3 separate regions of the Homo sapiens genome follow, and regions 1 and 2 are each linked to region 3. Evidence: chromatin contacts called from ENCODE Hi-C or POLR2A ChIA-PET data. All regions are on one chromosome and are shown on one strand. Each heading gives the region's core, a stretch centred on a gene start or an enhancer-like site at or near the end of the contact. The rest is flanking DNA. Distances are from core to core; before and after follow the strand shown.

Region 1 (3,975 bases), core at 1,429-3,928, 67 kb after region 3:
TGGCCAAAAGGTGGAAGTAACTCAAGTGTCCGGGGACAGATGAATGGGTAAACCAAATGTAGTAAATACACACAATGGGGTCTTATTCAGCCCTAAAAGGGAAGGAAATTCTGCTACATGCTACAACATGGATGAACCTGGAAGATGTTAAGTGAAAGAAGCCAGTCACAAAAAGATGAGTATTGTGTGATTCCACTAATATGGGGTCCCTAGAGTAGTCAGATTCCTAGAGACAGAAAGTAGAATGGTGGTTGCCAAGGGCTGGGGGCAGGGGAAAATGGGAATTATAATTATTACTTAATGAGTAGCGAGTTTCAGATCTGTAAGATAAAAAAACTTCTGGAGATGGATGATGGTGATGGTTGCACAACAATGTAAATGTACTTAATGCCCTGAACTATGCACATAAAAGGGTAAAAATGGTAAATTATATGTCATACATATTTTACTACTATAAAAAAGTGTTTTGAACATCTGACATCGTGTTCTACCTCCATAACATTTGTGACGGAGAAAGAATAGGTATTCTAATCTGCGTATAAACACAGGAAGACAGATAGAAGGCCTCAGTCCTCTAACAGTTTTGAGCCTGGACTGGTGAGATCTATCATCTTCCCCTGCAATCAGCCACCTGCCCAGCTACTTCCGGATGCCTCACCCTTTGCTTGAAGGCATAAAGATAGGTCCCCCACACTGTTCAACTCCAGGGCCAATGGCAGCTGTGGGGTCAGAGGAGAAGAGGTTTGGGCCTTACTGGCACCTCTCCTCCTTCTCCTGCTTTCACATCTGGCCAGGGGCACTCCCATTCTGCTAGCTTCTCAGACTCCACCCAGTTCTCCTAATCCAACAGGAGTGCATGTTCCCGATTACCTCCCATGACCACTGGCTCTCACGGTGGCTGGGAACCCTGGCGGGGAGGCCTGCGCCTCCTCAAGCTCCAGTCCCTCTGGATGGGTGAGTCCCTCCGGTGCCTTTGTCCTGTGTCCAACTTCCTTTGTCCTCTCCAGAGGTCTCTCCTGGGCTTCACCACTGGTCATGGTCCTCCAAACAGCAGCTCCCAATCCCCAGGACAGTTCTTCAGGACACTACCCCTTCCTCCCAGGAGACCCGCAGGTTTCAGCTCTCCTGGGGCCACTGCTGGACCAAGTCCTCAATTGCTTCCTTGCCATTATCCTCTTTGAACTCCCTCTCTCTCCTCTAAAAGCCCCTCTGGCTGCAGACTCCTTAATTGCGTGGCTGTTCCTTTCCAGAAGCAGGTGCGCCTGCCTCGGGCCTCTTCGGACTTTCCATCACAGGCCAAAGGAAAACCAGCGAGAGCTTGCATGACACCGGGTCCGTATTAAGACAGGCGCAAAACGATCCTTCCTCTTCTGTGCGCCTTAGGGAACGCCCGAAGGCATGCAAGGCTGGGGCTCAGGGGAGGGTCCCCGAGCGGGCAGTCAGGGCTGCCCTCAGGCCCTGGGCAAGGAGGTTTCCGGAGGCCCCTCAGTTCTCGAGTGTGTGTGTATGTTTTTGGTGGTGGTAATTGGGAAGCAGGGGGTCAAGACCCAGGAGTGCAGAGAGTGGGAGAGAGGATCTCCTCCGCCCATCCTGGGCTCCTGTCGGGCCTAACCTCCACCCAGCGTCAACTTTTTGCTGCTCCCGTTAGATGGCGCCCAAGACTTTCTAACCACTTGTGAAAGTGCTCCTGGCCCGGAACAAAAAGAACCGTGGGGTGTGAGTATGAGTGTGTGTGAGTGCGAGTGCGCGCGCGGGGCTGGCCACAGGGCACAGGAGTTGCCTGGCACTACGCGTGGCCCCGTCGCGGGTCGGGTCGGGCCGGCCCAGGGCTGGGGCGCGCTCACGGGAGGAGCTGCGCGCGGCCGGCGGAGAACTTTCTTCTTTTCCCTTCGCTCTCCCTCTTGAGCGAGCGCCTAGGCCCTGGCCACTCTCCCGGAGAGAAGCCGGGCGACCCGGCCGCGGGCTCAAGCAGCCAGCGCCGGCTGCAAGTGACCGCGGTGCGCGGGCGGAAAGGGGTCCCGGACGTGCGGGTCGGAGAGCTGGGACGCACACGACAGCCCCTTTCTCTGCCCTTACTTACCGGCCCAGCGCTCACAGCCGCTGCCCTGTTTTTAAGAGAATGGCGCAGGTGCAAGTTTGGTTGTTGCGGTTTTAGCCGCTCCAAGGAAATTGTTCAGTGTAAGGTTACCTAAGCGTACTGCGTGGGCGTGTTTCCAGAAACAAAGGGCAAACTTTCTCGCTCCCAAAGCCAGTGAAGTTAAACAGACTCCCTTATGAAAAGGCCCTTGGGGACCCTAGGGCGTCAGATGCGACAGCTAATTTTAAAATAACTGTTTAACAGGTGATTAGGGAGCGCGCTTTCTCTCCACCACCAAGTTCACCTCTTCTCCAAACCCCTCTAAAATAAGTGACTTGACGATAGGTGATCCCATTCCCTAGTCCTCTCCTTAATGCCAGTCTGGAGGCGCACTGTCAAGAAGGGATGCGTCTCCTCGCCCTTGAGAACCAGCGCGGAGACCTTCTTTTGTGCCTCTCCTTGGCTGTGAACTTTCCCGCGCGGTAGGTTCTCCTTTAAGAAAGTAGCATCCCTATGAATATTTAATGCTGCACGCGGGCCGGCGGGGCGGAGGGGAGCCCGCGGCCTGGGTTTCCGCGCGCGCCGAGACCCGGGCGCAGAGCGAGTGCGTCCCCACCAGCCTGGCCGCCGCGGGAACTCGGGGACCGGGAGGGCGGGGGTTAGCGGGAGGAAAGGGTAAGCTGAAGAGGGGCTGGGAACGGGAGGGAGGCTCGGGGCGAACGGGCCGTCGCGTTCATTTCCATAAGAAAGCTGAAATCGCAGTTGGAAGCAGGATTTCTCGCCCCTGCAGCCCTTCCCCCATACCCGGTTTTCTGCAAGAAGCGGGCTCCAGAGCTCAGAGCCCGAAGTGTGTGCTCTGGTCTTTGATGATGTTGATAAAATGTGGTTTCAAATGTTGTCCCGAAGAGGCCGGTTTCCTGTCTGTATGTGGAATGGAAGGACCGTGCCGGGTGAGTCCAGAACGCCGGGGAGCGGACAGGAGGAGCAGGGCTGAGGAGAGGGAGGGCGCAGCCGGCGGGCGCAGGGCATCCCTGCAGGGGAAGTTCTCCAGGGGGTTTTGAAAGGGGGAGCCAGGTTGAAGCCAAGTTTCCCGAGCAAGGAAGAGTGTGTGTGTGTGTGTGTCTGTGTGTGTGTGTTCGGGGGTGGGGAGCGCGATGAGGGAAGACGTCACGAAAGCCCCAGAACCCAGGCGGCCCGCGCGTGGGAAGGTCTGGCAGGTCTTGTCACCTCCCTCTTCAAAGAGCGGGGGAAACTTTCGCTGGCCGTCGCTGACCCTCTTCCTGCGAAGGAATAAAGTGAACTTGCCCAGATACTGGATTCCACTGGCGGTTCAGTTGTTGAGTTCTTTCTGCGTTCGCATTGAGCATTGAGTTTCTTTTTGACTTGCAGTGTGAACAGCAGCCATGTGACCTCAATTCTATATCACATATATATACACACACACCTCCTAGGTACTTTATGATCCCATCTGGAGAAATTAAAGCCCAGATCTGTAATGTTTATTCTTAGATAGTTTACCAAAAGCAGGGGGGAAATGTGTGAGACACATGTCTGCAAATATAACAAAAGTACTTTCCCTTATGCTTGAAAAGTTGCCTGCAAATGGCTGGCTTCCGTTTACTGACTGCACCACCTGTACCTCTCCATGAAACTAAATGGAATCAGGAATAAAGCACCAATCAGATCAAGCAATTAAATACCAATTATGACTATTAATGACTTTATTACTAATGACTGGAGTTGAGGACTCCAAACCCAAATGAGGTAATCAAGCTGTTTTAAAATTCTGCTACCTAATATTTTTACCGCACTCCTTCCCCAAAATAGGAGGTTAAAAAAAAACAGGTAATGTTTTCAAAGAGTTCTCCAGTAGGTATTCATGGTCAATGTTGAACTTA
Region 2 (3,773 bases), core at 1,186-3,685, 98 kb before region 3:
CCCATTGTAATATTTACTGTTTATATCACCACCTAGTATACATTTACATATATAAACAAAATGCAAAAATACTCTGCATGAAATGCACTTTATTATTATTCTATTCTCCCACACCCTTCAAGTTTTCTGTAACCTCTGAAGAGATTTTGTAATTAAGGAAATTAAAAGTGGAACAAACAAAAGACCAGGTATAGTGTTTTGTCACTCATTAAGTGATTAAAATTTTTATTATTTTATAAAACATGGGCTACCAAGAGAAATCTATCTATTAATGTTGGAGGCAGAAGTGAAAAAATGTTAATGTTTAAGACAGATAAGCTCTGCACCACGATAAAAAAAAAAGCTTTATCAATGTCTTTAGGTATATGTATGCAATCATAAGAATCTAAAGGGGGGTCAGCTAAGTGTTTCAGTTATATCTGAGCTGTACTTAATGTGGTAAAATATATGCTGTAGTAGTATTCAGGAATCTGGGGATTCAGCCATTTCAGGACCATCCCTTAAGAGTGCTAAGGGTGGATACTATCTTGTAATTGTTTGACTTTAAATTGTTTACTTCACAGTGCCTGGCTCAGGTAAAGTGCTCAGTAAACATTTGCCATATGGGGGAAAGAGGTTGTTTCAAGAATGGTCAAGGAGATGAAAATTAAAGTAACAGGAGAAATCATTCTTCATCCATTTTACTAAACCAGTACTTAAGAACTAGACCAGATGTTTACTGAAACTTTATTAGTGCAAAGAAAGTAGAAACAAAGCAAATGTCCATCAATTGTTACATTAACTTTGATATATTCTTATCATGGAATAGTATGCAGCAGTTAAAAATGCTTTTAAAAACATAATAGGGGACCCTGAAGGATTTCTACTTTACAATATACTGCATATGTACAAGAGAAAAGCAGAAAGTAAAATGCAATCAAATATGGTACCATTTTTTGTAAAGTACACCTGTGCATGTATGTTTATGCATGATTATAAGAACATGGAAAAAACATAGAAGAATAGATACCAGGAGGGACAGAAAGTTAGCCATCCCCCAATACATACATTAAATGTCAACAATAAAAATACTCTGTATGATATAGTCCCTCTCATAATCATGCGTATGTAGCAAAGATATACTCAAAGAGATGCATGAAAAAATAAAAATTTCTAGCACATTTTCCAGTAAGAAAAAAAAAAAAAACAAATGTCCACATGAATAGATAGAATGGACTGGTTGATCTAGATTAAAATATAAAGGAAAGAACATACAAAAAGATGTTTTTTTTTTTAAATATAGTTTTTAAAGTATGGTATTTGACTTTCCTGCAATAATTGGTACTTGTTATCACTCTCCCTCCTTGAAACATTCACCTGTTTTCCATGACACCACACTGGCTGGTTTCTCTCCTGCTTCTTTGGTCCCTCATTCTCAATCTCTTGAGGCCTCTTATTTCTTATTTGTCCTTCAGGGCCCTGTCCCTCTGCCTACTCCTCAGTACACTCTCCCTAGGTAATTTAATTTGTTTACAAGGCCTCAGTTACCATTTACAAGGTAACAGGGCATTTCGAAATCAGTTCTCCTCCTGAGCTATACACTTGACTATCCGTAGACCTACTGGAAATCCCAGATGCCTAAAAACATAATCCCATACTAAACTCGTTTCTTCCCTCTCAAATCTTTTTCCTGCTCTGAGATCGCATGTCAGTAAACTGGCATCATCAGCCATCCAGCTGTTGACTCCCCACTTCTCCCTGGATTAAACGAAACGTACAAGTTCTGGCCTGCATCTTTCCATAGAGGGGGATTCGGGAAAATTAAGAAGCCAGAAATTGCGCATATTGAAGGCACTTTCAAAAAGTCACTGTCCTCTACACAACGTGACTTTCTCCATTGTCTTCCAGGCACCTGCAGGAATCCAATTCCCATCATTCTTCTCTGGCGCGGCCCTCCTCCTCCCTAGACAGCAGGGCAGGGTAGGACTGGACCCAACACAGACCTAGGCACCGACCCTTACTTAGCTCAGCAGCCAAATGAAGGAGGAGGTCGCTCCACTTCTACCTTCAGGTAAGTTCCCCTCGCTGCACCCCGCAAAAAAACAAGTAACAACCTCTAGAGCGGCTACTGCACGCCAATACCCACCTCCTCCCCCCCAACCTCAGACCTCCACTAAATACCTAAGATCCTAGAGTCCCTGCCTGAAGGCACGCGAGACGCTGGGGGAAGGTGTCCGCGCTGGCTCCACATCCTCGCGCGGCAGAGGTAAGCCGCTTCCAGTCTTCCCAGGCCTTACCTGGGATCTGACATTTGTTTGCAACTCAGGGGCCGCGGTTTTCCAGAGGCCTTGCTTCCGGGCGAGGCTACCCCTACCCCAGAGAAGAAGCCGGTACGAAACTGCTCCGCCGTAGGACACACAGGGCGCCGCCATGTTAGCTGTGGGAGCTCCAGGACCGGAGGGGTGAGGGGGCGGGGCCTAGAGACGGCGCAGGCGCTAATGGCGCGGGGTTCCAGAGGCTGTCCTGTGCAAGAGCTTCTCGGGCCTTTGGATCAGGGGGCGTGTCCCGCGATCCGCGACAGCTCGTCGCTGATTGGGTGCATGGTGTCCGCGGGGCGTATCCGACTCCACCCCTGCTCGGTGTCGACCTCAAGAAGGATCGCTGGTGGGTCGTTTTTCTCGGCCTCTTTCTCTTCACGTCCTGAACTCAGTCTCTTCGGGACTCACTTCCACGCTCTCCTAGTCTCTTTGGCACTCACATCCACGTGGCGCTTTAGCCAGCCCTTCCTTCCCAGCCCCCTTGCTGCACCTCGAGCCGGCTCTTCCTCCACCTGGGCAGGGCGGCCGGGGCCCCAGATGCGCTCCAAGCCTTGATTCCTGTCTGCCTTATCCTAGTAGGGGTTTTCCCCTCCTCTAACTTTCCACGTTCGTCTGGTTCCAAGTCAAGACTCTCCTGCAGCAACTGTCAAGCCCCTCTCGGTTCCCTGGCACTCTCCTGCGTTGTTTCTTAACTGTATAATGCACAGGATAAACCTTAAACCGGTAAGGTCAAACACTACCTTTCTCGTTTTTGCACGCCCCTCCCTAAGCGTTGGTACTAAGCCTTACTTGAAACCCAATCAGAACTGATTAATTGTTGAATAGAGATGAGTATGTCTTGCTTTCTGAAACTTGCGTGCTCCTGGCAGTTAACTCCCAGGTTGCTTTCTACGAAACACATACTAAATGATGTAGTAACGCACTTTAAAAGGGTTTACACACACTTAGATTTGAAGGGTCAGTAAAAGTAAAACACACAGAAAATCTGAGATCATACAAAGTTGTCAAGCAAATAAATGCCGTCTACTATCACCATCATTTCACGAAACAGAACTTTTTAGCATTAAAAAGGTAGAATGGCAGAATTTCACAATAAAGAAAAATCTTTTAAATGGAATACATTTACTTGTATAAAATGCTCATCCTGTTGTTCTTTTTGTTATTAGCTTTTAGACTAGCAAAAGATATCTTGAGAAATTGGCAGAGGTCGGAGGACTAAACTCTGATTTTTTTATCTTGCCCAAGATTCCTATCTACAGGATTTGGGGAGTCATGCCCTACAAATCATAAATTCTTATTAGATGGGTTTTACTTAACCCTATATATGGTGACTTACTTTCCAACCTGACTCTGGCATAACATTACAAGACAAGGAAGAAAATCAAAATATTTTACCCCAAAACATGTTTCTTTGCCATATCTTGAAATGGCCCTGCAAAGCTGTCCTTGGAGGGGTGGGATATGCATCTGTAAAGA
Region 3 (3,508 bases), core at 252-2,751:
CATTCACTACCTCAAAAATAGAGAAAAACATATTGACCTTCTGGTTTTGAAATTGTTTAATAACTGGAAACTAGTTTCAAACTTGAATTTGGCATAGTTTTAAGAACTCAGTCAAGAGGAATACAAAATCCTATTTTTAAAATACAGCTGTTACAGTTTTAAGGCAACACCATCAATCTGCAGTGGAGGGAAACATACAAAGTAAATGTACTTTAAATGTTTTATAACTAATGTATGTATGAAGTAAAATATAAAGAAAATTCATATAGTTTTAACAATTGCAGAGTAATAAAAACATCCATTTTTAAGGATTACGGAAAATATTCAGGTCATTATTTGTCCAACTCAACCAGTTAATTATGTGAATGTCGATTTCAAAATACCCAACTGGAATCTCAGGGGATATGTGTGAGTGTTCTATCCCATGACTCTTTATAATAATAAAAATAAGCAAAAAGTAAATACAATTTGGGTTAAATAGCTTTCCTCTTTCCCTTGGCCACTCGGGCCTTCGTTTTGTTTAATTAATCTGTTCATTTCTGGTGAGACCATCTCTTGGCAATGCTTTGGGATACTTAGGTTTCCTGGAGTACAGAAGAATAGTCCATGTGGTTTCATATTGAATTGTGAGGTTGGAGGTGGGCCTGCTGCAGTCGTTCTGGACACATTCCCCCTCCTATCTTGTGTGCGATACGAGATTTGATAAGCTTTTAAGCAGCTTCTGCCTGTTTTCAGCATCTGCAGTGCATCACCTTTCTGGCTGGACTCACCAGCTTAGAGAAAGCAAACGACTTAGAAAAACCACAAAGCACAGTGCAGGTGCCCCACTGGATGCGGGGACACATTTTTGCAGTTATCTGCTGCTATGTTGGGTGTTAACTTCTGTAACTGAATATTTAAGCCTGGGAACTTGCTTGTTTTTCGCCCTCACATCGGGCATTCTCCGGCCCTTCCCCTGGAGGGTGAATTGTGCGGGTGGGGTGGGGTGGAGGGAGAGGAGCGCGAAAGCAAGGATGACTGCCCACCTTGGATGCCTTTTCCAGCACGATGCTCTGACTAATGAGCAGAGGCCACTGCTGAAGAGCAAGGCTGGGTCTCCTTTTCCAGAGACTGAGCCCATTACCCTCTCGGCCCCACTAGCCTGCAGGCACCAGCCTGCCTCCCAAATGGATGACTTCCGGCTCGCCATGCCGCTCCCAGTCCTAGTGCCAGTGGCCGTGAATAACCTTGCTTTTGTGTGTATTTATTTTATTTTGAATTTCTCCACCCTGGATCTTTCCACCTCCAAACCCCACCCCCTGCTTGCCGGCCCCATGTGGTGATGTTTCTTGAAATGTTAGATTCTTTCTTCCTCTATCCCCCCCTCCAGTTCTGGAAGCATTTTGTTTCTGTACTGCTTTGTGAAACTGGTGCTGAGTCCAGATCCTTGGGGCTTTAAAGTTGAATTAATTATTAAACAGGAAGGGAGCAGTACTTTCAGCAGGCGCCAAGTGACTATACTTAAACTGCAACCTGGCACTGGTTTTCCCACCCTTGTGCTGTGGTTTGCTGAAGGCAACTGGAGATTTTTATTCTAGTTTTAATCAAGCATTTCTGTAAGTTTTCAGGCAGTTAAGATTTGGCAGCAAAGGGCTGGGAAGTCAGTCTTCATCACCTCCTGACCAGTTTGGCCAAAGAAAAAATTAAAACAAAATCAGAAATACTTTCCCAGTTCATAAATCAATCTGAAATTGCCCACTCTCTACGGGTTGCTTTTCCTGAGGACAGGGTGGGCTTTTCTCTCAAATATATGTATATTTTTTATTGATCAGCTTCCATTTGTAGAGAATGGTGCTTTTCAAATAAAACCATCAGAACACTGGCTTTAGTTGCTGTGCGATTGTTATAATCATTGCTTTAATTTAGGGGCTATGTTGAAGATATGAAACCCTGTATTTAAAAATATACTCAGGGAGGGTGGGTGCAGTGGCTCATGCCTGTAGCCCCAGCACTTTTGGAGGCCAAGGCAGGAGGACCGCTTGGGACCAGGCGTTTGAGTCCAGCCTAGCCAACGTAATGAGATCCCTATCTCTAAAATAATGAAAAATCAGCCAGGCACGGTGGTACACCTGTAGTCCTAGCTACTCAGGAGGCTGAGGCGGGAGAATCACCTGAGCCCAGGAGTTTGAGGCTGCAGTGAGCTAGGATATTGCCACAGGACTCCAGCTGGGGCAACAGAACAAGGCACTGTCTCTAAAAATAATAACAGTAGTAATAAAGTAAAAATAAAAATACATATGAAGACACACAGCAGAATTTCTTACTTTTCTGAGGCTAGGCATTCATGCTAGAAATTCGCAACTCAATGGAGTTGGTGGGTCAGCTTAGCCCAGATACTGAATATAGGCATCCTCACAGAGCTATATGAATGAGACAGTGGCCATGTTTTAGAGAAACCCAAAGCCTTCCTAAAGGTATCAAACTAATACCCTTAAATGACAGCAAGACGCTTTCTGGAGGCTGCCCCTGCAGCGGGCTGGCCCTCTGATTTTCCCCTGGCTCCTGGTGTTTGGTGGTGGGCCTTTCCCAGTCTTGGCTGACTGCTCTGCAGGAAGCTCGCTAGGAAATGCTCTGCTCAGCTCCATTAAGTCTCACCCTGTAGCTGAGCAGCGGTGCAGGCTGTCAGGGTGGGGAGGGAGGAAGAGCTATCTGGGTGCAGCTGGGTGCGTAGGCAGGAGTGTGAAGCAGCCTCAAGAGGAAAGAGAACAAAGATTTGGTTAAAAATTTAGATTCATGCATATAAATTTGGAACAGGGCAAAAAAAAGTAAGCCCAACGCACACAACCCTCCCGCACCCCTCCCAGTTGGCTTGTGATGAAGTGTGCATGTGAGAACAGCTCAGAACCGAAACACCGTACAGTCATGTCACCCCTAAGAATGTGCTGGGAAACCTTGCAACAGATACATCCTTAGAACTTTTAAAAATGAGAGATATTCTGTGAGCCTTCAGTCCAAATACTATTTTTTGGACTTATTTTCCATTCAGGAATTTAAAAAAATATATTCTTGCTGACAATTCTTAACTTTAAAAAATATTAAACATTTTAATCATACATATAATATATGTCTTCACTGTGTAATTTCCATCAGTCAATAGATTTAATTATAATAAACAAATAAATGTACTTACAATAAGCAAAAAACTGTGGTCCACTGGCTTATTGAAAAAGATTAGTTAGAAGAAACCAGATAAATTCACACTTCTAGGAATTTAAGCTCAAAATTTCAAGCACCTCTATTTTTTTCTGAATTGTCACCTTTTCCAGGGACTGATCCTTTCTCAATAAATCATCCTCTGACCTTGGTGTTGAGATTGTCATGGGGCTTCCACTCTCAGGATGTCAAGTTTGGTCATATTCTTTAGGATTCTATTATGGCCACATTGCACTTCTAACCACAGTAAATAATTTAAAACCCAAATTGAAAATGATATATTCCTCATCAACTAATATTTGGAAAATATACTTAT

What was found. Hi-C counts contacts between places; a loop is a spot of excess contacts on that map. ChIA-PET counts read pairs that join two places held with the same protein, here RNA polymerase II (POLR2A). Pooled maps may share reads with other maps.
Region 1: a loop to region 3 is called in a map of head of caudate nucleus, with 4 times the contacts of the local background. The contact joins the promoter of LINC01159 here to the enhancer-like site in region 3. A Hi-C loop is called at or near these places in 7 of 168 maps with a recorded cell type or tissue (DLD1, astrocyte of the cerebellum, dorsolateral prefrontal cortex and 3 more) and 6 of 50 pooled maps. POLR2A ChIA-PET finds 5 or more read pairs at or near these places in 2 of 52 experiments (H1 and OCI-LY7).
Region 2: a pooled map shows a loop between it and region 3 (4-fold over the local background). The contact joins the promoter of MRPS9 here to the enhancer-like site in region 3. A Hi-C loop is called at or near these places in 2 of 168 maps with a recorded cell type or tissue (dorsolateral prefrontal cortex and posterior cingulate gyrus), 1 of 37 single-sample maps with no recorded cell type and 7 of 50 pooled maps. POLR2A ChIA-PET finds 5 or more read pairs at or near these places in 2 of 52 experiments (GM10248 and OCI-LY7).

What each region holds. Positions count from the first base shown.
Region 1 is chr2:104,871,298-104,875,272 of GRCh38, reverse strand. LINC01159 (long intergenic non-protein coding RNA 1159) reads left to right here and starts at 2,678. Exons shown (of 2, transcript NR_110373.1): 1 at 2,678-3,027. It also overlaps a transcript of POU3F3 not described here. RefSeq lists a silencer at 1,857-1,966 and an enhancer at 2,272-2,997.
Region 2 is chr2:105,036,731-105,040,503 of GRCh38, reverse strand. MRPS9 (mitochondrial ribosomal protein S9) reads right to left here and starts at 2,435. Exons shown (of 11, transcript NM_182640.3): 1 at 2,277-2,435. The coding sequence starts at 2,411. It overlaps MRPS9-AS2 (MRPS9 antisense RNA 2), which reads left to right and starts at 2,008. Exons shown (of 3, transcript NR_110603.1): 1 at 2,008-2,050. RefSeq lists enhancers at 1,453-2,395, 2,149-2,478, 2,649-2,698, 2,749-2,798, 2,819-3,028.
Region 3 is chr2:104,937,669-104,941,176 of GRCh38, reverse strand. All of the region lies in intron 2 of MRPS9-AS2 (MRPS9 antisense RNA 2), which reads left to right. Among named protein-coding and RNA genes, the nearest start is that of DALIR, 32 kb to the right of the region's middle. Within about 2 kb of position 1,501, at least 3 of the 41 ENCODE cell types and tissues checked have a DNase peak (open chromatin) inside an H3K27ac peak, as active enhancers do.